Linked DNA regions of Homo sapiens: all the other regions are linked to region 2. The links are chromatin loops, found by intact Hi-C in ENCODE. Cell type or tissue: ascending aorta. All regions are shown on one strand. Each heading gives the region's core, and the rest is flanking DNA. Links, peaks and the distances in the headings are about the cores only.

Evidence for each region. Hi-C counts contacts between places; a loop is a spot of excess contacts. Peaks named below come from ENCODE experiments on the same cell type or tissue, not always from the same donor. Only the 100,000 strongest peaks of a DNase experiment are listed, where the experiment ranks them.
Region 1: it touches region 2 in a loop (4-fold over the local background); 62 of 110 quality-filtered maps call a loop at or near these places.
Region 3: a loop joins it to region 2, with 4 times the contacts of the local background. A loop is called at or near these places in 41 of 110 quality-filtered maps.

Annotation. Positions count from the first base shown.
Region 1 is chr1:33,451,425-33,459,219 of GRCh38, reverse strand. No RefSeq gene overlaps it. Among named protein-coding and RNA genes, the nearest start is that of ZSCAN20, 17 kb to the left of the region's middle. RefSeq lists an enhancer at 3,853-4,352. In ascending aorta, for the core only: a CTCF peak has its summit at 3,211 (motif pointing right); a DNase peak (open chromatin) is centred at 3,189; H3K27ac peaks cover 1,913 bases.
Region 2 is chr1:33,290,985-33,298,779 of GRCh38, reverse strand. ZNF362 (zinc finger protein 362) reads right to left here. Exons shown (of 9, transcript NM_152493.3): 7 at 3,765-3,843; 8 at 3,475-3,633. Among named protein-coding and RNA genes, the nearest start is that of A3GALT2, 26 kb to the left of the region's middle. RefSeq lists a silencer at 1-9 and an enhancer at 2,974-3,484. In ascending aorta, for the core only: a CTCF peak has its summit at 3,119 (motif pointing left); a DNase peak (open chromatin) is centred at 3,119; H3K27ac peaks cover 3,005 bases.
Region 3 is chr1:33,608,410-33,616,204 of GRCh38, reverse strand. CSMD2 (CUB and Sushi multiple domains 2) reads left to right here. Exons shown (of 71, transcript NM_001281956.2): 40 at 1,585-1,701; 41 at 4,955-5,164. Among named protein-coding and RNA genes, the nearest start is that of ZSCAN20, 140 kb to the right of the region's middle. RefSeq lists an enhancer at 7,742-7,795. In ascending aorta, for the core only: a CTCF peak has its summit at 3,140 (motif pointing right); a DNase peak (open chromatin) is centred at 3,144; H3K27ac peaks cover 646 bases.

The DNA of each region.
Region 1 (7,795 bases), core at 958-5,957, 160 kb before region 2:
ATCGCACCATTGCACTCCAGCCTGGGAGACAAAGCGAGACTCTGTCTCAATAAATAAATAAATAAATAAATAAATAAATAAATAAATAAAAATATAAACCATATCACAGCACTCTCTTGCTTAAGCCCTTCAATGGCTTCCCATCACATTTATAATTTTTTTTTGTCTGACCTACAATGCCTTACCTGAGCTGGTTCTCACCCACCATTGAATACCAACCATGCAACTCCCCCCATCTCTCTCTCTCTCTTTCCCAACACACTTGGCCTTCTCTCTGCTGATCAGAAGGGCCACGCCCACCTCCACCTAAGGGCTTTTGCAGTAGCTGTTCTCTTTCCCTGGTAAGCTCTGCCCACCTGTGATGGGTTTTTGCTTTTGTATTCTGGAAGGTTTGTTGTTTGTAGATGTGTCTGTGTGTATGCATGCGTGTGTGTGTGTGTGTGTGTCTGTTTTTACTAACCATGAGTTAATGCTACAAGACTGATGGTTTTAAATATGAGTCACCACGTTAGGAACTTTTGCCTGAGACAAAACAATACTCCCAGGACATTGAGAGGCTCTGTTCTCCCACCCTATTTTCTTAGCAGATAGCATGACTTTGAACCTAAAACAAAATAAAACTCTTTGAAGTCTTTCCAACAATGAAAAGACATAATTTGGTAATAATAACAATAATATGAAAACAAAATAGAATTTAAGACAAATCATTAAGTGATTAAAGAGGATCATGTGGAAATAATAAAAGCTCTATTACTAGAGCCACAAAACACACACATCAAAGCTTTTAGAACTATAAGGAGAAGGTGACAGAAGCACAATTGTAGTTTTTATTTATTCACCCAACAATGTGCCAGGCACTGCGCTAGGTGGTGGGGAATAAGCAGTGAACAAAACATCTAAAATTCCTGAGACTGTGGAGCTTACTTTTAATGGGAGAAAACAGACAATTTTTAAAGTAAATATACAATATATTATATAATCATGAGTTATATGGTGAAAAATAAAGCAATGGGCCGGGCACGGTGGCTCACGCCTGTAATCCCAGCACTTTGGGAGGCTGAGGCAGGCGGATCATGAGGTCAGGAGATCGAGACCATCCTGGCTAACACAGTGAAACCCCGTCTCTTCTAATAATACAAAAAAATAGCTGGGCGTGGTGGCGGGCGTCTGTAGTCCCAGCTACTCGGGAGGCTGAGGCAGGAGAATGGCGTGAACCTGGGAGGCGGAGCTTGCAGTGAGCCGAGATTGCGCCACTGCACTCCAGCCTGGGTGATAGAGCGAGACTCCATCTCAAAAAAAAAAAAAAGAAAGAAAGAAAAATAAAGCAATGAAGGTGGATGGGGAGAAACAAGGGTAGGAATCAAGGTAGAATTTTAAGTAATGTGTCTAAGAAGACCTCTCTAGTGAGGTGACATTTGAACAGAAGCTTGAAGAATGGAGAGGGAACCACCCATCTCTCTGGCAGAGGAAGCAGCAAGTGCAAAGGCCCTAAGGTGGGAGGTGGAAGCCAGGAGGCCAGGGCGGCTAAAGTGGAATGAGCCAGAAGAGGGATAGCGGATGAAATCAGAGACATCTGCAGGGCATAGCCGCTCAGGGTGGCGCCGTAGACTGTTGTCAGGACTCTGGCTTTTATTCTGTATGAGATATGGGGTCATTAGAGGGTTTTCATCAGAGGAGTGACACAAGCCTGTTTATACTATCAAAGAATCATTCGGGCTGCTATGATAAGAGCAGAATTGCTGGGGATAGTGGTGGTTGCATGAGGACAGAAGCAGAGGGATAAGTGAGGAGTTGTTGCATTAAGTCAGGTGTAAGATAATGTGGGCTTGAACCCTGGTGATAGACTTGGGATTAAGAGGTTAAGACATGGTTAAATTCTGGATATATTTTGAAGATGGAACTGACAGCATTGGCTGATGAGTTGGACGTGGGGTGTGAGGAAAGAGAAGTCAAGGATGATGCCAAGACTGTGGGAGAACAGATTTAGAAGAATTAGTTCAACTTTTAAAGTACTCAGTTTAAAATGACTGTTATAGGCCAGGGGTGGTGCCTCATGCCTATAATCCCAGCATCTTGTGAGGCCAAGGCAGGTAAATTGCTTGAGCCCAGGAGTTTGAGACTAGCCTGAGTAACATGGTGAAGTCCCATCTCTACAAAAACATACAAAAATTTTCTGGGCGTGGTGGCACATGCCTGTAGTCCCAGCTACTCAGGAGGCTGAGGTGGGAGAATCACTTGAGCCCAGGAGATAGACCCTGCAGTGAGCTGTGATTGCACCATTGCCCTCCAGCCTGGATGACAGAGTGAGACCCTGTCTCAAAATAAATAAATAAAACAAAACAAAACAAAATGACTATTATATACCAAGTGGCTGTGTCAAATGACGCAAAGTGCTAGGCATAGGAGGCACTTGATACCTGTGTGCACATGTGTGTATGTGTATACATGTATGTGGCACATTTCATATGTGCATGTATGTATGTATGTTGTGGTTAGAACTACGTCCACCTCTTGGTGGCTGTGTGATCTTGGTGAGTCACCCAGCCTCTCTGGAATACAGAGATAACAGAGCCTACTTCACAGGGCATGGCGATTTTAAAACATGTCCACAATTTTTTGATTTTCCCCTTAAAAAACGGTGATGTCCAATTCCTCTCCCTTTGCATACAAGCAGGCCTTAGTGACCGGCTGCTAATGAGTGGAATGCGGCAGAGGTGGTACAAAAAGACTTCCAAGGCCAACTTAGAAAAACTTCCTCCTGGCTCTCACTCTGAGGACACTCGCCCCGGGAACCCAGCCACTATGTTGTGAAAAAGTCCAGGCCACAAGGAGAGGCCACATGGAGGTGTTCTATCTCACAGCACCAGCTAAGGTTCCAGCATCCACTGCCAGACTTGTGAGTGACAGCCCTCAGGTGATTCCAGTTGTCCCAGCAAATGCCAGATGGAGCAGACATGAAATGTTCCTGCCAAGTCCTGCCCAGGTTACAGGTCTGAGGGCAAATGGATGCTGCTCTTTTGGGTTGTGTGTTATACAGCAGTAGGGAGTTGGAACACTGGGAAATTGCTAAAGCATTTTGTACACTGGAAAGCCAGCTACAGAAATGGCTCATTAGTTGGTAGGCATCCTGAGCTACTCACTAGTGACTCCAGTTAAGTCTTCCAGAGCAGAATGTCATCTCAGGCCAGGCTCTGACTCCTTCCAGCACCAGGTGGCACTACAGTCATATCTGGCCCCTTATTTCCTCCTGCCCATCTTATGTCAGATCCTCACGCTCTCTCTCTCTCTCTCTCTCTCTCTCTCTCTACCACAGCATTGAACTTCTTCAACATGCTGCACCCACCTATGCCTCTGTGTCTTTTCTCATACTGTTCCTTCTGTCTAAACCACTTTTTCCTCCGTGGCCCCCCGGACGTCAATTCCCAGCCACCTCCTTCCCTCTCCTCTGGGCCTCACTTCACCCAGTCTCATCTAAAACAGGATCCAAAACCTTCTTGTAGGAAGAGCTTCTTTCCACTTCCCTAAAGGCTTGAGATCTGCGGGGAGGGGAGAGCACTTCCCAGAAATATGCAGGGCACAGTGACTTTTAGCACTGAAGTCCCAGAAGATGGGAGAAGGCGGAGGAGAGGTGGTACCTCCAGTGGCTGATGGAGAGGGAGGAGAGGAGGAGAGGGGAGGAGGGGTCGGGACAATCTGTGGGAGTTTGTGAAAGCAATTTTCAGTAATCAGATCATCTCCAGCCCCCTGGAAAGTGTTCCCACCAAGTTTTGTTTTTTGTTTTGTGTGTGTGTGTGTGTGTTTTTGTTTTTGTTTTTGTTTTGAGATGGAGTCTCGCTCTATCACCCAGGCTCAAGTGCAGTGGCACGATCTCGGCTCACTGCAACCTCTGCCTCCTGGGTTCAAGTGATTCTCATGTCTCAGCCTCCCAAGTAGCTGGGATTACAGGTACCTGCCACCACGCCCGGCTAATTTTTGTATTTTTTTTCTTTTTTATTTATTTTGTTTGGTAGAGACATGGTTTCACCATGTTGGTCAGGCCGGTCTCAAACTCCTGACCTCAAGTGATCTGCCCGCCTCGGTCTCCCAAAGTGCTGCAATTATAGGTGTGAGTCACCCACCAAGTTTATCCCAGGGCATGTCTCACTTATGCTAAAAGCAAGTCCATTCCCACAGTAGCCCCACTGCCTTGCTGACCCCCAGGGTCTCTCCACACTCCTCTGTGGAGCTTATCCACCCTTCTGAGCCTGATTTCACACAGCTGCTCCTGCAAGGCACAGCTGATCTCTGCAGATGCCTGCAGCCATGCTGCCAGGGAGCCCAGGCAGTATGCTGCTCCCACTCTGCTGCTGGGCAGAGCATGCACAGCTGCCACTTCCTGCTGCTCCATGGGGTGCCTGGTCCTTCACCTGCCAGACCTCACAGCTCTCCGAGCCCCCAAGATGGTGCGTAGTGCCAGGAAGCAGAACAGGGGAGAATGGCTCTGCATTTGTTTTCCAGGGCTGCGGTAACAAAGTTCCACTCCCTGGGTGGCTTAAATAACAGAAATGTATTCTCTCACAGTTTGGAAGGCTGGAAGTCTGAGATCAGGGTGTCAGAAGGCTCGGTTCCTTCTGGGGGCTGTGCGGAAAGGCTCTGTTCCAGGCCTCTCTCCTTAGCTTGTCAATGTTCATCTTCTCCCTGCTTCCCTTCACATGGTCTTCCCTCCATGTGGCCTAGCTTTGGGTTCAAACTGACCCTTTTTATAAGGACACTGATCATATTGGATTAGGGTCCACCCTAATGACTTCATTTTAATTGCCTCTGCAAAGACTACCTCCAAATAAGGTCACATTTTGAGGTGCTGGAGTCAGGACTCCAACACATCTTTTTTGGGGGAATACAATATGATCCGTAACATGCTCCTTCCCTTTGTATTACAGCGTTGATCTCGAGGCCATAGACCTCATTCATTCGAACGAGGCCACAATAGCATGTGGACACACATCATGCTAGCTCAGTATTGCCCCACGCACAAACCAGGTAACTGCAGGGCTCAGAACCATCACGAGGTTGCTTTGCCCCTCAGTGTCTTTGGGAATTCCTGCACTGTCTAGGCCAGGCAGGGCCACTGCTCACGCCACCTCTTCCACGATGGCCTTTGACTTCACTCTGGTGCTCCACGTGGTGGATGTTCATATGGCACCACTTGCTCTAAGGTACCTCTTCAAGTTCTGTATAACTGCTGCCTGACACCCCTCGCAAATCAATGCCTGGGACCCTGATCCTGGGCCTTGCCTTTTTATTCCAAAAAGGATAGAGAAACTGATCTACCTCCCCTTAGAGGAGAACCACAGCAGAATTGCTCAAGTCCTGAGGTGGTACATTATCTAGAAAGATGGCTATTTTTCCCCACATCTACAGATACATACAGATATTGGACCCAGAGCCACAACCCACCTCCATTCCTCAGATCCTCTGCTGAGTTCTGTTGTTCATTCCAGACTCCTTCATTCATTCAGCTACTATTTACTGAGTCCCTAATATGTTTGAGAGACCTAATAATAACTACATGTATTAGTTTCCTATTGCTGCTATAACAAATTACCACAAATGTAATGGTTACAGGCAATATAAATGTATTCTCTCCCAGCCCTGGAGGTCAAAAGTCCAAAAAGGGCATTCTTCTGGAGGCTTGAGGGGAGAATCCTGTTCCTTGGCTTTTTCAGCTTCTAGAGGCCTCACATTCCTCGGCTTGTGGCCCCATTCTGTCCTCTACTTTTTTTCTTTTTCTTTTTCTTTTTTGTTATTTTAATGTTTTTGAGTACATAGTAGGCGTATATATTTATGGGGTACATGAGATGTTTTGATACAGGCATGCAATGTGTAATCACATCTTGTAAAACGGGGTATCCATCCCCTCAAGTATTTATCCATTGTGTTACAAACAATCCAAGTATACTCTTTTGTTGTTTGTTTGTTTGTTTGTTTGTTTTTGAGACAGAGTCTCACTCTGTCACCCAGACTGGAGTACAGTGGCGCAATCTCAGCTCACTGTAACCTCTGCCTCCCAGGGTCAAGCACTTCTCCTGCCTCAGTCTCCCACATAGCTGGGATTACAGGTGCCTGCCACCACACCCAGCTAATTTTTGTATTTTTAGTAGAGACGGGGTTTTACCACGTTGGCCAGGCTGGTCTCAAACTCCTGACCTCAAGTGATCCGCCTGCCTCAGCCTCCCAAAGTGCTAGAATTACAGGCATGAGCCACTGCGCCTGGCCAAGTATACTCTTTTAGTTATTTTAAAGTATACAATTAAATTATCATTGACTATAGTCACCTGTTGTGCTATCAAATACTAGGTCTTATTCATTCCTCCTATTTTTTGTATGAACTAACCACCCCAACCTCCTCCACAGCCCCCCACTACCCTTCCTAACCTCTGGTAACCGTCCTTCTATTCTCTCTCCCCATGAGTTCAATCGTTTTGATTTTTAGACCTCAAAAGTAAGTGTGAACATGCAGTGTTTGTCTTTCTGTGCCTGGGTTATTTCACTTAGCATAATGACCTCCAGTTCCATCTGTGTCATTGTAAATGACTGGATCTCATTCTATTTCATGGCTGAGTGGCACTTCATTGTGTATAAGTACCACATTTTTTTTATTCATTCACCTGCTGATGGACACTTCAGTTGCTTCCAAATCTTGGCTACTGTGAACAGTGTTGCGACAAACACAGGAATGCAGATATCTCTTCAATACACTGATTTCCTTTCTTTTGGGTATAGACCCAGCGGTGGGATTGCTGAGTCGTATGGTAGCTCAATTTTTAGTTTTTTGTAGAACCTCCAACTGTTTCTCCATAGTGATTGTACTAATTTACATTCCCACCAACAGTGTATGAGGGTTCCTTTATCTCCACATCCTCATCAGCATTTGTTACTGCCTGTCCTTTGAATATAAGCCATTTTAACTGGGTTGAGAGGATATCTCATTGTAGTTTTGATTTGCATTCCTCTGATGACCAATAATGTTGGGCACTTTTTATATGCCTGTTTGCCATTTGTATGTCTTCTTTTGAGAAATGTCTATCCAAACCATTTGCCCATGTTTTAACTGGATTATTAGATTTTTTTCTTGTAAAGTTGTTTGAGATCCTCCTATATTCTGGTTATTAATCCCTTATCAGATGGGTAGTTTGCAAATATTTTCTCCCATTCTCTGGGTTGTCTCTTCTCTTTGTTGATGATTTCCTTTGCTGTGCAGAAACTTTATTTTTTTGTTGTTGTTTATGGTTTTTCTTTTTTGTAATCCAAATTTTATTTCAAAATTTGGGAAACTTGATTTTCTTTTATATTTTATTTGCTTTTATTTCAACAGTTTTTGGGGAACAGATGGTGTTTGGTTACATGGATAAGTTCTTCGATGGTGATTTCTGAGATTTTAGTGCACCCATCAGCCAGATGAAAAATGCTCAGCATCACTAATTAACGAGGAAATGCAAATCAAAACTGCAATGTAATACCACTTTACTGCTATAAGAATGACCATAATCAAAAAACCAAAAAATAATAGATGTTGGCATGGATATGGTGAAAAGAGAATGAACTAATGGCATTCGCAGTAACCTGGATGGAATTGGAGAACATTATTCCAAGTGAAGTAACTCAGAAATGGAAAACCAAATATTATATGTTCTCACTCATAAGTGGGAGCTAAGCTATGAGGATGCAAAGCCATACAAATGATACAACGGACTTTGGGGACTCAGGGGAGAAAGGGTGGAGGGTGAAGGATAAAAGACTACACAATGAGTACAGT
Region 2 (7,795 bases), core at 881-5,880:
GCCATTGGTTCTAGAGACACTGCACTGCTGCCAGTATGAGTGCTGGCTGGAGAGCTCACCCCTCAGCAATGCCCACCTGTGGCTCTCCAGGGCCAGGCCCCCAGGCCCTTGCCACCTGGATGTAGCTGGGTATACTGGCTGAACCTCAGCCCTGTCTGCCAGGTGAAGCACTGTGCCTGCATCTGGCTGGTGATCCCAGTGACAGTGAGGCAGCAGGACTGGGTCTGAGCCTAGCTCTGCTCTTTCTTAGTGGTGAGAACTTGGACAAGTCATCTTGTCTCTCTGAGCCTCAGTTTCCTCCTCTGTAAGCAGGCATAGGGGAGGAACAACCTCAACAGGTTGCTGTGGTGACAAAGATCAAGCCCTTAGCATGGAGTAAGGGTTGAAGGGTCCACTCCTGCCCCAGTCTCTACATTTCCTTTCCTTCCTTTTCTTAAGGTCTCACTGTGTCGCCCAGGCTGGAATGCTGTGGCACAATCACAGCTCACCACAGCCTCAACCTCCTGGGCTCAAGCAGTTCTCCCACCTCAGCCCTCCAAGTAGCTGGGACTACAGGTGGGTACTATCATGTCCTCCACTGGCTCTGCTGGATCTGACCTGAGGCACCAGGACTGGGTAGGTGAGGTTGTGACCCAGGGCTCACTGCAGGCCCAGAAGCCCTCACACTAAGCCACATCCTTCCAATCGCCTTTGCCAGAAGCAGAGGCGGTACTCCCACCTGCCACTCCTTGACTTCAGACCTCAATATGCTCAGAACCCAGCAGAGGAAGCCCTCAAATGTGGCGGCAACATGCTATCCAATACCAGAGGGAAGCAACCTGCAAATTCCTAGCTAGGAAACTATTCTTCAGTGAATAAATAACAAAGAAAAAAAGTGGGGGTAAGGGGACCTAGAGATTAAAAGATCTACTGAGCTACTACGATGCAGGAATCTTATTTGGATCTTGATCTAAAAAGAATAATGTAGGCTGGGCACGGTGGCTCATGCCTATAATCCCAGCACTTTGGGAGACTGAGGCGGGCGGATCACCTGCGGTCAGGAATTCGAGACCAGCCTGGCCAACATGGTGAAACCCCGTCTCTACTAAAGATACAAAAACATTAGGTGGCCATAGTGGCACATGCCTGTATTCCCAGCTACTCGGGAGGCTGAGGCAGGAGAATCGCTTGAACCTGGGAGGCGGATGTTGCAGTGAGCTGAGACTGTGCCACTGCACTCCACCTGGGTGACAGAGCAAGACTCCGTCTCAAAAAAAAAAAAAAAAAGAGGAATCATGTAAATACACCAAATCATGGCATTCGTGACACAAATGAAAATGTCAATGCTGAACGGGTATTTGAGTATCTGATGATGATAAGGACTTTGGTTAATTACTTTTTGATATTCCAAAGGTATTGTGGATATGCTCAAAAAAGGAGTCTTTATCAGAGAGATAAAGTGCAATTTTTAGAAATAGTATGATGTCTGGATTGTACTTCAAAAAATAGGAGTATGGATGAGGCAGGATTGGTTGATGGTGTAGGAGGTTATGGAAAACTTGAGCCTTGGAGAGAGGCAGGGACTGACTGGAGATCAGCTAGCCAAGCGAGGGCTCCTGCTCACCCCTTTGGAGCCCTTTTCCCTGCAGATTCTGTCCTCTTCGCCTCCTGACCCTCCTCTGCCCTTTGAACTCCAGGGAAGAATAAATGTTACAGACTCAGCACTTAGCAAGTGGCAGCCCTGCCCGGCACCTGACAAGTACTGCCAACAACCCCACCTATGATCCATGAACAGCCTCCAGCCAGAGTGACCTTGCAAAAATACCTTCCCTGCCAGGCACAGTGGTGCACACCTGTAGCCCCAGCTACTCTGGAGGTTGAAGCAGGAGGATCCCTTGAGCCCAGGATTTTGATTCCAGCCTGGGCAACATAGCAAGACCCCGTCTCTAAAATATACCAAAAAAAAAAAAAAAAAACCCTTCCTGACAGTCCCCTCCCTGTAGCTTCCCATTCCACCTGAAAAAATATCCAAACTTTTCTAACAGAGCCCCAAGGCCCCAACTGACCTAATTTCCTTTGAGTTCTTGTAACGTGCCAAGTTTGTTACCCCTCAGGGGGTTCGCACTCAGTGTTCGCCTGCATGGAAGCTTCTTTCCCCTCTTTCTCCTCCTCATCCAATTATCCTTCAAGGCTTCACCTAAGTGTTGCTCCTCCAGGTGGTCAATCTGGACTCATCCCCCTTCCCAGCTCCATTGTGTCCTCCCTGCTGTCTTTCAAAACACACTTTTATCACAGTGGTTCTCAATTGAGGTGATTTTGCCCCCCAGGGACAAAGAGCCAGGATGAGAACCCAGGAGTGGCAGGGACAAAAGGAGCTCCCAGGGAGGACACAGAGGGACAGAGCTTCAGGGCCATGCTGTCCCCCAGGATGCAGGACTCCAGAATGCAGGACGGCATGGCCCTGCAGCTCAGCCCCTCTGTGTCATCCCTGAAGACATTTTTTGGCTGTCACCACTTGGGGAGCGGTTGCTACTGGCATCTAGCGGATGGAGGCCTGGAATGCTGCTCAGAGCCCTGCCACGTGCAGGCCAGCGCCCACAGTGGAAAGGTCCGGCCCAAATGTCCATCTGGACTAGGGCCGAGAGTCTCTGCTTTACAGCAGCTACACAATTTCCCGTCAAACAGTTACGTGTGTACTTGTTTAATACTTGTCTCCAACAGTTCTTAATTTCCCTGGGGACAAAAAATAGATCTGTCTGGCTCATCCCAATGCCCGAGCACCAGGCAGAAGTGTTTAGTAAAGACTGAGTGAATAAATAATGGTACTAGCTCAGGTTGATTTGGCACCACTCTGCCAGCCAACAGCCCTGTGAGTTCATCCATTTGACAGATGAGGAAACTGAGGCTCAGTGACCTCTATGTCGGGGATACGGGGTCTGTTAACTAGAATATTAGATCAAACAGAAGCACACACTCAAGCGATTCGCCTGGGGGTGAATGGTATTTCTGGGTGCCAAAAGGCCCTCGTTTGGGGAAATTCCCACCCAGGGACGGGAGCTGAATGCTCTGAGCTTTCCGGGCTGCTCAGGCCTTTCCTGAGATGAGGGTGGCTATGGGCCATGTCACTGCGCCACCTTGTGGCCACAATGGGGGTTGCAGCTTCCTGGGTGACAGGAAGGCGCTTCTCTCTGTAGCTCTGCGGAGCAGGTGAAAAGCCTCCTGCCACTGCTGTGAGTACTCCAGGGCCTCGGAGACTCAGGCTAAAGGTGAGCAGGAGGCTAGGGGCTTGGTCAGGGGTAGCTGAAACCAGAAGTGGGAAGCAAAAGCTCTGGTTCTCCCCTTCCCTGTGATCTCAGGGTGTCACTTCCCTTCTCTAGGCCTCAATTTGTCTGGAAAATGGGAAGAGTCGACACAGATCTGACAATGGGGAAGCAACTGAGGCCTGGAAGACGAAGTGGCTCCCCCGGGGCAGGGCACAGGCCGACCGGCACTCACCGAGGTGTAGGCCCGCCCACACATGCTGCAGCAGTAGGCCTTGGCGTGCTTGATGGCGTGGGCCGAGAGGTGGATCTGCAAAGAAGCGGAGTCCGAATAGGCCCGGTAGCAGTTGGGACACTTGTAGGGCTTGTCCTTGTTGTGCTGGCGCTGGTGAGACTGTAGGGGCACAGCAGGGGGTCAGGAGAGGAACAGGGCTCCCTCACCCCACCCCCTTCCTACGCTTCCTTGTGGGGGTGGGTGGGGGGGCACCAGAGCACCTGGTGGGCAGGAGGCAGGCAGGCACTCACCTGGAGGTTGGAGAGCTGAGTGAAAGCCTTCTCGCAGCCAGGATGTGGGCACTTGTAGGGTCTGTCGCCTGTGTGGATTCTGTAATGGGCAGCCCAGTAAGGTCGAAGTCCCTGACACACACCCCAAGACCGCTCCAGTTCCCAAGTCCTTACTCTGGCCCCTAAGCCTCTCGGTCCCTACCCTGCCCATGCTCCCCAAGGACCAAGAGTGAGCCCAGGCAAGAGCTGGGGACTTCAACGGCCATGGCTCTTCCTTCCTTCTCTGGCCTCCACTGCCAGTCTGACCAGAGCCTCCTACTTCCCACAGGTCCCAGCTGTCCCCAGCCCACCACCAGAGCCCTTGCAGCAACCCAGTGCAGGCCTCGGAGAGGGCCTGATTTGGCTGCCCCTCTCTTTGAAAACCCCACACTACGGACCACATATTGCAAAGAACACAGATGCACAGCTTTGTCGGGACCTTCCCTGCCCACCCAGCCTCCTTCCCTAAGAAGAAGGAGACATCTCCCTCTAATTGGCCCCAGACACTTATTTCCTGTCCCTACCCCATGTCAGGCACATCTCCGTGACAGCTGCATGGTCACCCCAGTAAATGGGAGAATGTGGGACAGCATGGCCCTGAAGCTCAGCCCCTCTGTGTCCTTCCTGAGAGCTCCTTCTGTCCCTGCCACTCCTGGGTTCTCATCCTGGCTATTAACCAGCTGGGTGACCTTGGACAAACCACTGAGCATCAGTTTCCTCATCTGCAAAATGGGTATAAAAATACAGTTCCTATCTCATCGGGCTTTGTGAAGATAACATCAGATAATGCATGTAAAGGGCTTAGCCTAGTGTTGGTACAAAGTAAGCACTCAACGTTTGCCAGTTATCGTTATTCATTCACATTCATTACATTGGGTACCCATGCCCCAGGCACTGTGCTAGGTATTTGGAATATATCATGAACAAAACAGACAAAAGCCACTGCCTGGAGGAAATAAGCAACAAGCGTGAAATAAGTAAATCACATGTAGAAGGTAGTAAGTTCTGTGGGAAAAACAACAAGATGGGGAGACCATGAGTGACGGGAAGGAGGGATACAGTTTTAAACGGAGATAAGGGCCTCATGAGGAAGGTGACACTGGGGCAGTGACTTGAGGGCTGATGACCCTGTACCTGCCCAACAGCCCAGGTGAGGATGGAGCTGTGGACTGGGTGATGATGTCCACAAATGGAGCTCAGCAGCCTGGCATGCACTAATAGTGGCCTTCCCTGCTTTCCACACTCATGCCTTTGCACCATCTCCCTGGGCGTGTCTTCAAGCATCTGTTTGGGCAAATCTGCTGTACCAAGCAGGTGAGCAATGAAATGCCAGCTGGGCCTGCACCTTGTTTGCCTAATTTGTTGAGGAACAGAAGTGGAGGGGAATATCCAGATTTTATCAAAAGGGTGTCCACTCCTTCCTTCCAAGGCCCCAGCCCCTCTCACTGACTGGGTTTGCCATCAGCCCATCAACAAACTCATCAAAGAAACTAAAGCCCCTCTGGCCAGGCCCAGTGTTAGACTTAGAGACACAGGGTTGAGTAAGAAACACTCCCTGCTACCAATAAGCCCATTGGCTGCCATTATAAACACTGACAAAGTCCAAATTCCTTATATGTCATTCAAGCCTTCACCAGGTGGTCCAGCATCCCCTCCCTGCTCGTACGCACCCTACGTCCTGGTCAGATAATGATTCTTCCCTGCCAGCCATGTCTGATAAGTCTCCCCACACCTCTGCTATGTCTGCATCCTCAGCACTGGGACCTCCCCAGCTCTTTTGCCCAGTAAATGTCAGCTCATCCTTCCAGATTCGTTGGCGAGTGGGGCTCTGCGGAATCTCCCGAGCGAACTGCTCACCCCACAGGCTTCCAGAGCACATTCCTCACCACAGAGCCAACCCCACTGGACTCTCAAGGCCTCCCACACTTCTCTCCCCTGCTAGATGGGGAATCCCGAGGGCAGGGACGGGCCCCAGTCTCAGGATCAAGGCCTGGGGTCTGGCCTTCCACAACAGCTGTGCCAAGAGAAGCTGGGCTGACCCAGTTCTGAGCACCCCTGCACATTTCTGGATGTCACATGTTTCAGGATCCCATCCCAGGCTGCTGCACCGTCTCTACAATGGAAGGACCTTAAGGGTCATCTGGACCAACTCCGCCTGAGGCCAGCATCCTCTTCACTTCATCCCATCCTCATTCTCTCTAGGGCTGGGGAATTCGTTTACTTAGGCTCCCCATCACCTAATCCTTAAGGGTCCCCAGGACTCACACTGCCTTTGTTTTAAACCCCACAACCAAGTCCAGGACCAGACGGATTCACAGCCGAGTTCTACCAGAGGTACAAGGAGGAGCTGGTACCATTCCTTCTGAAACTATTCCAATCAATAGAAAAAGAGGGAATCCTCCCTAATTCATTTTATGAGGCCAGCATCATCCTGATACCAAAGCCTGGCAGAGACACAACAAAAAAAAGAGAATTTTAGACCAATATCCCTGATGAACATCGATGCAAAAATCCTCAATACAATACTGGCAGACTGAATCCAGCCACACATCAAAAAGCTTATCCACCATGATCAAGTGGGCTTCATCCCTGGGATGCAAGGCTGGTTCAACATACGCAAATCAATAAATGTAATCCAGCATATAAACAGAACCAACGACAAACACCACATGATTATCTCAATAGATGCAGAAAAGGCCTTTGACAAAATTCAACAGCCCTTGTTGCTAAAATCTCTCAATTAATTAGGTATTGATGGGACGTATCTCAAAATAATAAGAACTATTTATGACAAACCCACAGCCAATATCATACTGAATGGGCAAAAACTGGAAGCATTCCCTTTGAAAACTGGCACAAGACAGGGATGCCCTCTCTCACCACTCCTATTCAACATAGTGTTGGAAGTTCTGGCCAGGGGAATCAGGCAGGAGAAAGAAATAAAGGGTATTCAATTAGGAAAAGAGGAAGTCAAATTGTCCCTGTTTGCAGATGACATGACTGTATATCTAGAAAACCCCATCGTCTCAGCCCAAAATCTCCTTAAGCTGATAAGCAACTTCAGCAAAGTCTCAGGATACAAAATCAATATGCAAAAATCACAAGCATTCTTATACACCAATAACAGACAGAGAGCCAAATCATGAGTGAACTCCCATTCACAATTGCTTCAAAGAGAATAAAATACCTAGGAATTCAACTTACAAGGGATGTGAAGAACCTCTTCAAGGAGAACTACAAACCAGTGCTCAATAATAAATAAATAAAAGAGGATACAAACAAATGCAAGAACATTCCATGCTCACGGATAGGAAGAATCAGTATCGTGAAAATGGCCATACTGCCCAAGGTAATTTATAGATTCAATGTCATCCCAATCAAGCTACCAATGACTTTCTTCACAGAATTGGAAAAAACTACTTTAAAGTTCATATGGAACCAAAAAAGAGCCTGCATTGCCAAGTCAATCCTAAGCCAAAAGAACGAAGCTGGAAGCATCACGCTACCTGACTTCAAACTATACTACAAGGCTACAGTAACCAAAACAGCATGATACTGGTACCAAAACAGAGATATAGACCAATGGAACAGAACAGAGCCCTCAGAAATAATGCCACACATCTACAACTATCTGATCTTTGGCAAACCTGACAAAAACAAGAAATGGGGAAAGGATTCCCTATTTAACAAATGGTGCTGGGAAAACTGGCTAGCCATATGTAGAAAGCTGAAACTGGATCCCTTCCTTACACCTTATACAAAAATTAATTCAAGATGGATTAAAGACTTAAATGTTAGACCTAAAACCATAAAAACCCTAGAAGAAAACCTAGGCATTACCATTCAGGACATAGGCATGGGCAAGAACTTCATGTCTAAAACACCAAAAGCAATGGCAACAAAAGCCAAAATTGACAAACGGGACCCAATTAAACTAAAGAGTTTCTGCACAGCAAAAGAAACTACCATCAGAGTGAACAGGCAACCTACAGAATGGGAGAAAATTTTTGCAA
Region 3 (7,795 bases), core at 958-5,957, 320 kb before region 2:
TGCGAAACAAGGACTTGGCTTCGTCCCTTACCCTGTGCTACGGCAGTGATGAGCAGATCAGCAGACACAAGAAAAGACAGCATCTCCCCTTCAGAAGCTTCTGGTCCAGTTAGGCAAAGAAGAAAGGCACATTTATTTAATATCTACTATATGCTAGGCATGGAGCTTCATATTTCCTCAGATCAGCCCTGCAGGGGAGGTACCATTACCCTCAATTTGCAAACAGGAAATCTCAGTCTTTTAGGATTAAAAAGGAAGTGGCAGAGTCAGGAACGGAAACCTAAGGTTCTCTGGTGCCCAGTCGATTGTGAGGTGCCCCTCAAGGCTGACCTTGGGGCAGGGAGGTAAGGGAGTGACACTCAAGCACGATGGCATTTCTCTTCTGTGGTTTCACCACGGTGTAGGGCATAGGCATCTGTGGAGCAGGTCAGAAATGTGAACGGTCAGCCCAAGGCACTTTCCCCCATTAGAGACTACAAAGACCTTGCTATGGAAACCATTCATTTAACGGCAGCTGCTGTTCATTAGGGGTTTACAACATGTGCCAGCCTTGTCCCAAGTAAATGCAGTCCTTTCTGATATGACCTCACAACAACCCCATTAGAAGGGTGCTGTCACTAGTTCCATTTTACAGTTGTGGGAAACCGAGTTCTGGAGGGTTTTGAACTTGCCCACGGTCCCATCGGAAGTGAAGGTGGGATTGTGACACAGGCAGTCGAGGCTGGAGCCTACTCTGCACTGTTTTCGGGTCTGTTTGCCAAGCTGTCCTCTCCCCAGAAAGCACTTGCCTGGACCTGCCAATCCCTGTTCTATGATCCTTTCCCTGGGTCTCTAAGACTGGCTAGCCCCTTTCTGTTCACACAACCTTTTCCTAATAAGATGCAAAAGAAAAGAACTGATGTCAACTGACCAGACTGCAGGGGTGCCCCAGCCCTGCATCCTCAGATGACTCTGAATTCACCTTGATTGGCATATCAGATGTCCCTAAGCCCCTGGGTCACTCAGACAGCCTGGTGGTTGGCTCCTGTGGGATGCTGATCACCGTCACTTTTCTGAGGATGGGCTCGTGGTGAGCCTCCCCTGCCGCCCACCCTGCCCCCTGAAATATATATTTGAGAAGAGCCTGGCATGGTGCCGGGCACAGAGTGGGGACTTGATGCATGCCAGTCCCCTTCCTTCATCCTTTTTCTGCAGTCTTGAAAGAGTAGATTGGGCAGTGAGGAGAGGGAGATTTGGGGGATACGGTAAGAAATGGTTGGACTTCTTTTGGCACAGAACTTCCTCACTTTTCCTGGACATCCTCACCAGGGAACTGACCTGTGAAGGGCATGTTCAAGGTCAAGAGTCCATAACTTGGGTTTGTGGACTTTTAGGCTGTCCTAGAATGTACCTCCCTTCCTGAATGTACATATTGAATGTTGCCCGTGGGCTTAGTCTTTTAAGAAGATTCCTTTGGATTCTCAAGGGGCTATATGACTCATGAAAGCTTAAAAACTGCTGCTTGAAGGGAGCTTCCAAACATTGGCAGGGCCCTGTACACCCCTTGATGTTGTCCTGACCCTCTGTCTCATCTCATTGTCACAGCACAGTGTGGGGGAACAGTGGAGGAGATGGAGGGGGTGATCCTGAGCCCCGGCTTCCCAGGCAACTACCCCAGTAACATGGACTGCTCCTGGAAAATAGCACTGCCCGTGGGCTTTGGTAAGTCTCTGCAGCCCCCAGAGGAGACAGGCTTCAAGCCCAGACCCTTGAGCTTAAAACTACTGTCCGCCAAAATCTCTTAGCACAAACTTGGGCCAAGTCTGTTTAGTACTCTGCCTCTCTGTTTTCTCATCTGTTGACCTCTTGTACAATTGTGAAGACCAATTAAGAATGGCAGAGATTAACATATAGGGGGGAGAAAAATCTTAGGGGTTGCCATTATTATTATTTGAGCCATAAACTAAAATCCAGGAATGTGGAATGAGAAATTACTCGGATTATACCTAACTAACACTGTATCACTTGATATTAAAAATAAAAAATAAAAATAAATTACTCAGGGACTTAAAAAAAAAGGCGGGGGTGGGGCGGAAATCTGTCGTACAGAGACTGGACCTCAAGTTGTACTTTTAACCCCAGTGTCTAATTTATCATCCTAATTAAATTGAGCCAAATCAATGAGAAATCGAGTTTGCATTCTTCTTCGTATGCACATTCTAGCTGGCCTAGAGACTGGGAAGGTTGTTTTTTTGGTTTTGGGGGGTTATTTTTGTTTTGTTTTGTTTTTGGAGCTGGAGTATGCTAGGCATGGGAGGTTGTCAGGGTGTGGAGGACATCAGTGTGGGTACAAAATGTAATTGCTGGTGATCCACATATTATGCACTGGGAATATCATTTAACCCAAATGTCTCTGTTGAAGGGATGAGGGCTTTGTGCTGACATGGAACTGATGGGCCGTACGCACGGGTCATCTTGCCCAAGCCATTGCACTGCTTCTAGGAATGAAATGTCCCAAGGGGATTATGCCTGCATAGCCCTGAATGCCAGTCTGTGAGCCTCAGAAATGAAGATCTCCCATTTTATCCTTCATTATTCAGCCTGGAGTGTGATTAGAGATTAGGGAAGGGGCTTTTGGGAGAAAGCAGTCTAACTGGCCTTCTCTAAATCCGGTTGGAGGGGAGGAGAGAGCTTGGTGGCCCTCTGAAAGATGTTATTTTCTGTTCAGTACCATCTTCTGAAGGAAACTGGGTGTTCAGTACCATCTTCTGAAGGAAACTGGGAGCAAAGCGATGACGCCCTCGGCAGTCTTAGGAGACTCCAGACTTTGAGACATTAAGAGGATCTGGGAGACCCTGTACCTCTGCATCCAGTCTTGAGGCAGAACCAAGATGATAGAAGGTGGGGAGGGCAACATCCAAAGGCAAACAGAAGTTTGAATGAGGTGGCTTTCCCTGTAAGTCCTTATGTTCAGCCACCATTTTCACCTCTAAATTCTGGGTGCTAATTCAGGTTTCAGGGAAGAAGCTACTGCTGGGTCCAGTTGCAAAGGCCCGGGATCCCTTGCTTTCAAGTTAATGTTGGATTCTGCCGAGGTCCCTAACTTGGTACCTGGTCTCAGCGTGTAAAGAGCTGCTGCAGCTACATGCTGCTCCACTAGATGGCGGTCACAGTCCAGTTCTTTCCTTGGAGTTCAAGTCAGAAATTCCGCCATCCTTAAAGAGCCCCTTCTGTGGGCCTGCAGCCCGCAGGGCTCCTATATGAGGGGACGATGCCTGGGCAGTGGAATGGAAAGCACAGGCTCCTCAGATAATGTATACAAAGATGTCATCACAGCCTAACACGGTGAAAACCCGTCTCTACTAAAATACAAAAAATTAGCTGGGCCTGGTGGCGGGTGCCTGTAGTCCCAGCTACTTGGGAGGCTGAGGCAGGAGAATGGTGTGAACCCGGGAGGCGGAGCTTGCAGTGAGCCAAGATCGTGCCACTGCACTCCAGCCCGGGCGACCGAACAAGACTCTGTCTCAAAAAAAAAAAAAAAAACCATCACAAAATTATCTGCAACTTGGAAACAATCTGCATGTTCATGAGTTGGGGAGTGAACTGTATGGTTGGATAATTCATAAAATGGAATTAACATGCAGTTAAAATGAATGAACTATATTTTTGTATATTAACATGGATAGACCTTGAAAAACACAATATTATGTAAAAAACTGTATGTACAGTATAATATCATTTATGTAAATCTTGAAAACACATAAACCCAGATACATATTTAAGAATCCAAAACCATGAACTGGAAGGATAGCTTCCAAATTCATGTGATTGCTTCTGTGGAGGGCAGGAAAGGAATGGAACAGGGCAGGAGATGAAAGATCTTCAACATTAAGTGTCGAGTCTTTATTTTATTCTTTAAATGATCAGATGCAAAAAGAATTATACTCGTGCTTATTCTGAGCTTATTTGATAGCACAGATAAGCCAATTTTAAAAATGAAAATCCATCTATAATCTCATCGTGCAGCGATAATCACTAATGGCTTAGTCTCCCAGCGTTACCATGTAAGTCTCATGAAGACAAGGACCTTCTTGATCTTGCTCATCCTGTACAATGCCTAGCACAGCCCTGATGTACAGCAAATGCCCAGCAAATATTCCTAGCAGGCAAATTAATATTCTTCCATGTTTTATAATACAAAAATTAGAATTGTATACAGCATACTATTTGTCATCTGATTTTTACAATTATCAATGCAATATGGGCTTTTTCCTATGCTCAGTAAATATATTTCTTCAATAACATTTTCCATGGTGATCTAATTTTGAAAAATCTTATCAGTAAACAAACATAAATGTTCCCACCTTCGTTCTTGAAAGAGTATATTACTATGTACATTAAGAACTTAATTAGATTTATTTAACCTGTCAGGTTGCTAGAATGTCTTGATTAACTCACTAAGATCCCAAAGTAGAAACTTTATTTGGCTTCTTTATGGAACAGAGGGGACAATGTATACTTCTAAGCCCTACGTTTCTGAATTATCATAAGAGTTCTAGAAAACAGCAGTATTGAAGGTCTTGTCTTTTGATTAAGTATTGGGGGTGTTATTTTTAAATGAAAAGTTTATTCTAGCAAAACTATCTTTATGCTGATATTGGACATATGAATCATAAATTTAAACAAGTGTTGACCCTGAACTTTGTTTTCAACAAAATAAAATGAACTCCAGTGGAGCTCTGAAATGACTGATGCCTTTATTTTTGAATGAATAATACACTTTTAAGTTCAGCCCTGTCAAAGACAAGAGACTTGGCTGGACGGGCAATTCCCAAAGCCAGTTCTAGGAGCCTTGGCTGGGTGGGAAATCAGTAGCAGGGACTCATGGCTCTGGCAGGAGCTGCTTTCATGAGGCAGCACACTTGAGGCAGGACTGTGTTGCTTTGGGCACTGTCTGCCTCTGTCTTGCTCCCAGGAGCTCACATCCAGTTCCTGAACTTCTCCACCGAGCCCAACCACGACTACATAGAAATCCGGAATGGCCCCTATGAGACCAGCCGCATGATGGGAAGATTCAGTGGAAGCGAGCTTCCAAGCTCCCTCCTCTCCACGTCCCACGAGACCACCGTGTATTTCCACAGCGACCACTCCCAGAATCGGCCAGGATTCAAGCTGGAGTATCAGGGTAAGGACAAGGAGCACCGCCTTTGCTTCTCTGTCTATCTCCATCTCTTGCCCCAGCCACCCACCTTCCCAGCCTTCCATGTGGGGGAAAACAGAACACCATAAGGGGTGGGTTGCGGTGGCAGGCCCAGTCAGGGAAGCTTCCTTTTGGTGGCAGATCTCTCCGGACCCCATTTGTCAGCTTAAGTTCTCCCACAGCCTTTTCAAGAGTGGCAGGCCCAACAGCACCCTCTGAGGCTCCCACTCTGTACAGCTGTCCCTGGGCAAGTGGCCCATCTGTGCCTTCTCAGGTGTCCCAAACTGTCCAGCCAGTCACTTCCCCTCGGGCTTGATAAACTGAATTACTTCCCCAGGGTCCTTCCCTGCACATCAAGCCCAATTACTCTCAGCAAAGCTCTTCCTATGACAGGATGGAGGATTCTAGTAACAGTCCCAAGGGCACCTCTAAGCCTTGCACAAGGAGCAGGTTTTCCTGTGAGGCCCAACCACACTCACCACAGCTCCACCTCTCTGAAGTGGGATCCCGTGACCGGCCCCACTCATTCTGGGACATTCCCTGGAAAGAGCCCCATCTACACTCAGGTTCCCCTGTGTTGTAGACCATCCATCACCTGTGGATGTGGAGATTGTGCCCAACCTGTGCAGCTGTACATGGTCCTGAGTAAGCCCAACCTCGCCCTTGGATGCTTCCCTTATTGTGACTGACCGAAGCATTTGTTCTAATCCCTTTCCCAGATTCTTCCACTGAATTTTTAAAAATATTTTTAGATTTTTTTTCCAATACTAATTCATGTTTGTAAAAAAAAAAAAAAAAATCTAAACACTGTAGATAATTTTGTGAGCACATTGTGTTAGCTCAGGCTGCTGTAACAAAATACCATAAGCCAAGTGCCTTACAAACAGCAGAAATTTATTTCTCACAGTTCTGAGGGCTAGGAAGTCCAAGATCACAGTGCCAGCAGATTCCGTGTCTGGTGAAGACCCACTTTCTAGTTCATAGACAGTATCTTCTCACTGCGTCCTCACATGGTGGAAGGGGCAAAAGAGCTCTCTCAGGCCTCTTTTATAAGGGAACTAATCCCATTTAGGAGGGTGGGCCACCAAATGCCCTGCCTCCAAATACCCTCACATGAGGGATTAGGTTTCAACATAGGGATTTGATGGGACAGAAATATTCAGGCCCTAACACCCGTCACAGGAAGTCAAAATCCTCCCATAATCCCATCCTGTCACTACCCTATGCAGAGATACACACTTTCAACAATTCAATATGTATTCCCCGCTTTTCTCGGTATATATATTGCTGTAGCTATATTTTTAGCCAAAATTGGATCGTACTATAGTTTTCCAATTTTGTTTTTTAAAGTTAATTTTTAATTACACAAACAATTTACAAACATATTTATCTTTTAAAAAAAGAAAAATACAAGAAAGAAATTAAAACCTTACAAGTAAGGCCAAAGCTCTCTTTGTCTATAGCCTCCAAACCCAGGATTATTCTCCAGAAACGGCTACTATTGTTTAGTTGTGACCTTTCCAGGCCTGGATATATGTATGCTACATGTACCTGTGAAAAATATGTAACATTTTATAAAATTTTTTGACCACGTTTTCTATATAAATAGTACCATCCTATATGCAGCTTTCTGAGAGTTGACTTCTTTATTCTGGAAATAATATGGTGGGGATGGAGCTCCTCCCTTGCCAGAGAAGAATACTGAGGGGGTACTGGGCTTCTCATTTAGGGAAAGCCTTAAAGGGCATCCCACGAGGTGGGTGCAACTGAATCAGTTCTGCAGGAGACTTCAGGGTTCCGGGGTCCATCTCAGGGAAAGCTTTGGTAAGTGCGGCTGGGCTTGTCATCTAGAGGGAGCCTCAGGAGAAGCTGGGCCTTGCACCCAGACAGAGCCACTTCACTGGTGTTAGCACAGCTGCCACACCCAGGGAAGGTGTGTGCAGGCTCATCACAGAGGCCAGCCTTGCCCAAGGATGTCTGTGCCTATTATCTGGGAGGTGTGTACCTGTCAAACAGGTCATGACGCGTCGGATGGCCGTGATGTCACAGGAGGGACTTGGTCCCAAATATGTCCTCTCAGAGACAGATGCAACGCCTTCCCCCAAGGCTTTCCTGTGTCTTAGTTTGTTAGGGCTGCCATAAGAAAGTACCACAAACTGGGTGGCTTAAACAACGGAAACTTACTGTCCAATGGCTCTGGGGCTGGATGGTCAAGATCAAGGTGTCAGCAGAGTTGGTTCCTTCTGAGGCCCATGAGGGAGACTCTGTCCGGGCCCCTCCCCTGGCTTCTGGTAGTTCATGACAATCTTGGCATTCTCAGCTCTTAGAAGTATCACCCCGACCTCTGGCTTCATCTTCACATGGTGCTCTTCATGTGCCTCTGTCTCCAAATTCCCACCTTCTATAAAGACACCAGTCATATTGGATCAGAGCCCACCCTAGTGACCTCATTTTAATTTCCATAAGTTTGGTAAAGATCCTGTCTATTTCCCATAAGGTCATATTCACAAGGAGTGAAGTCTTCAGCATATGAATTTTGGGAGACATATTTCAGCCCCTTGCACCCCTCCCAGGCCCAAGTGCTCTCTCCCTGAGACCTTCCTTCTCGGATAAATA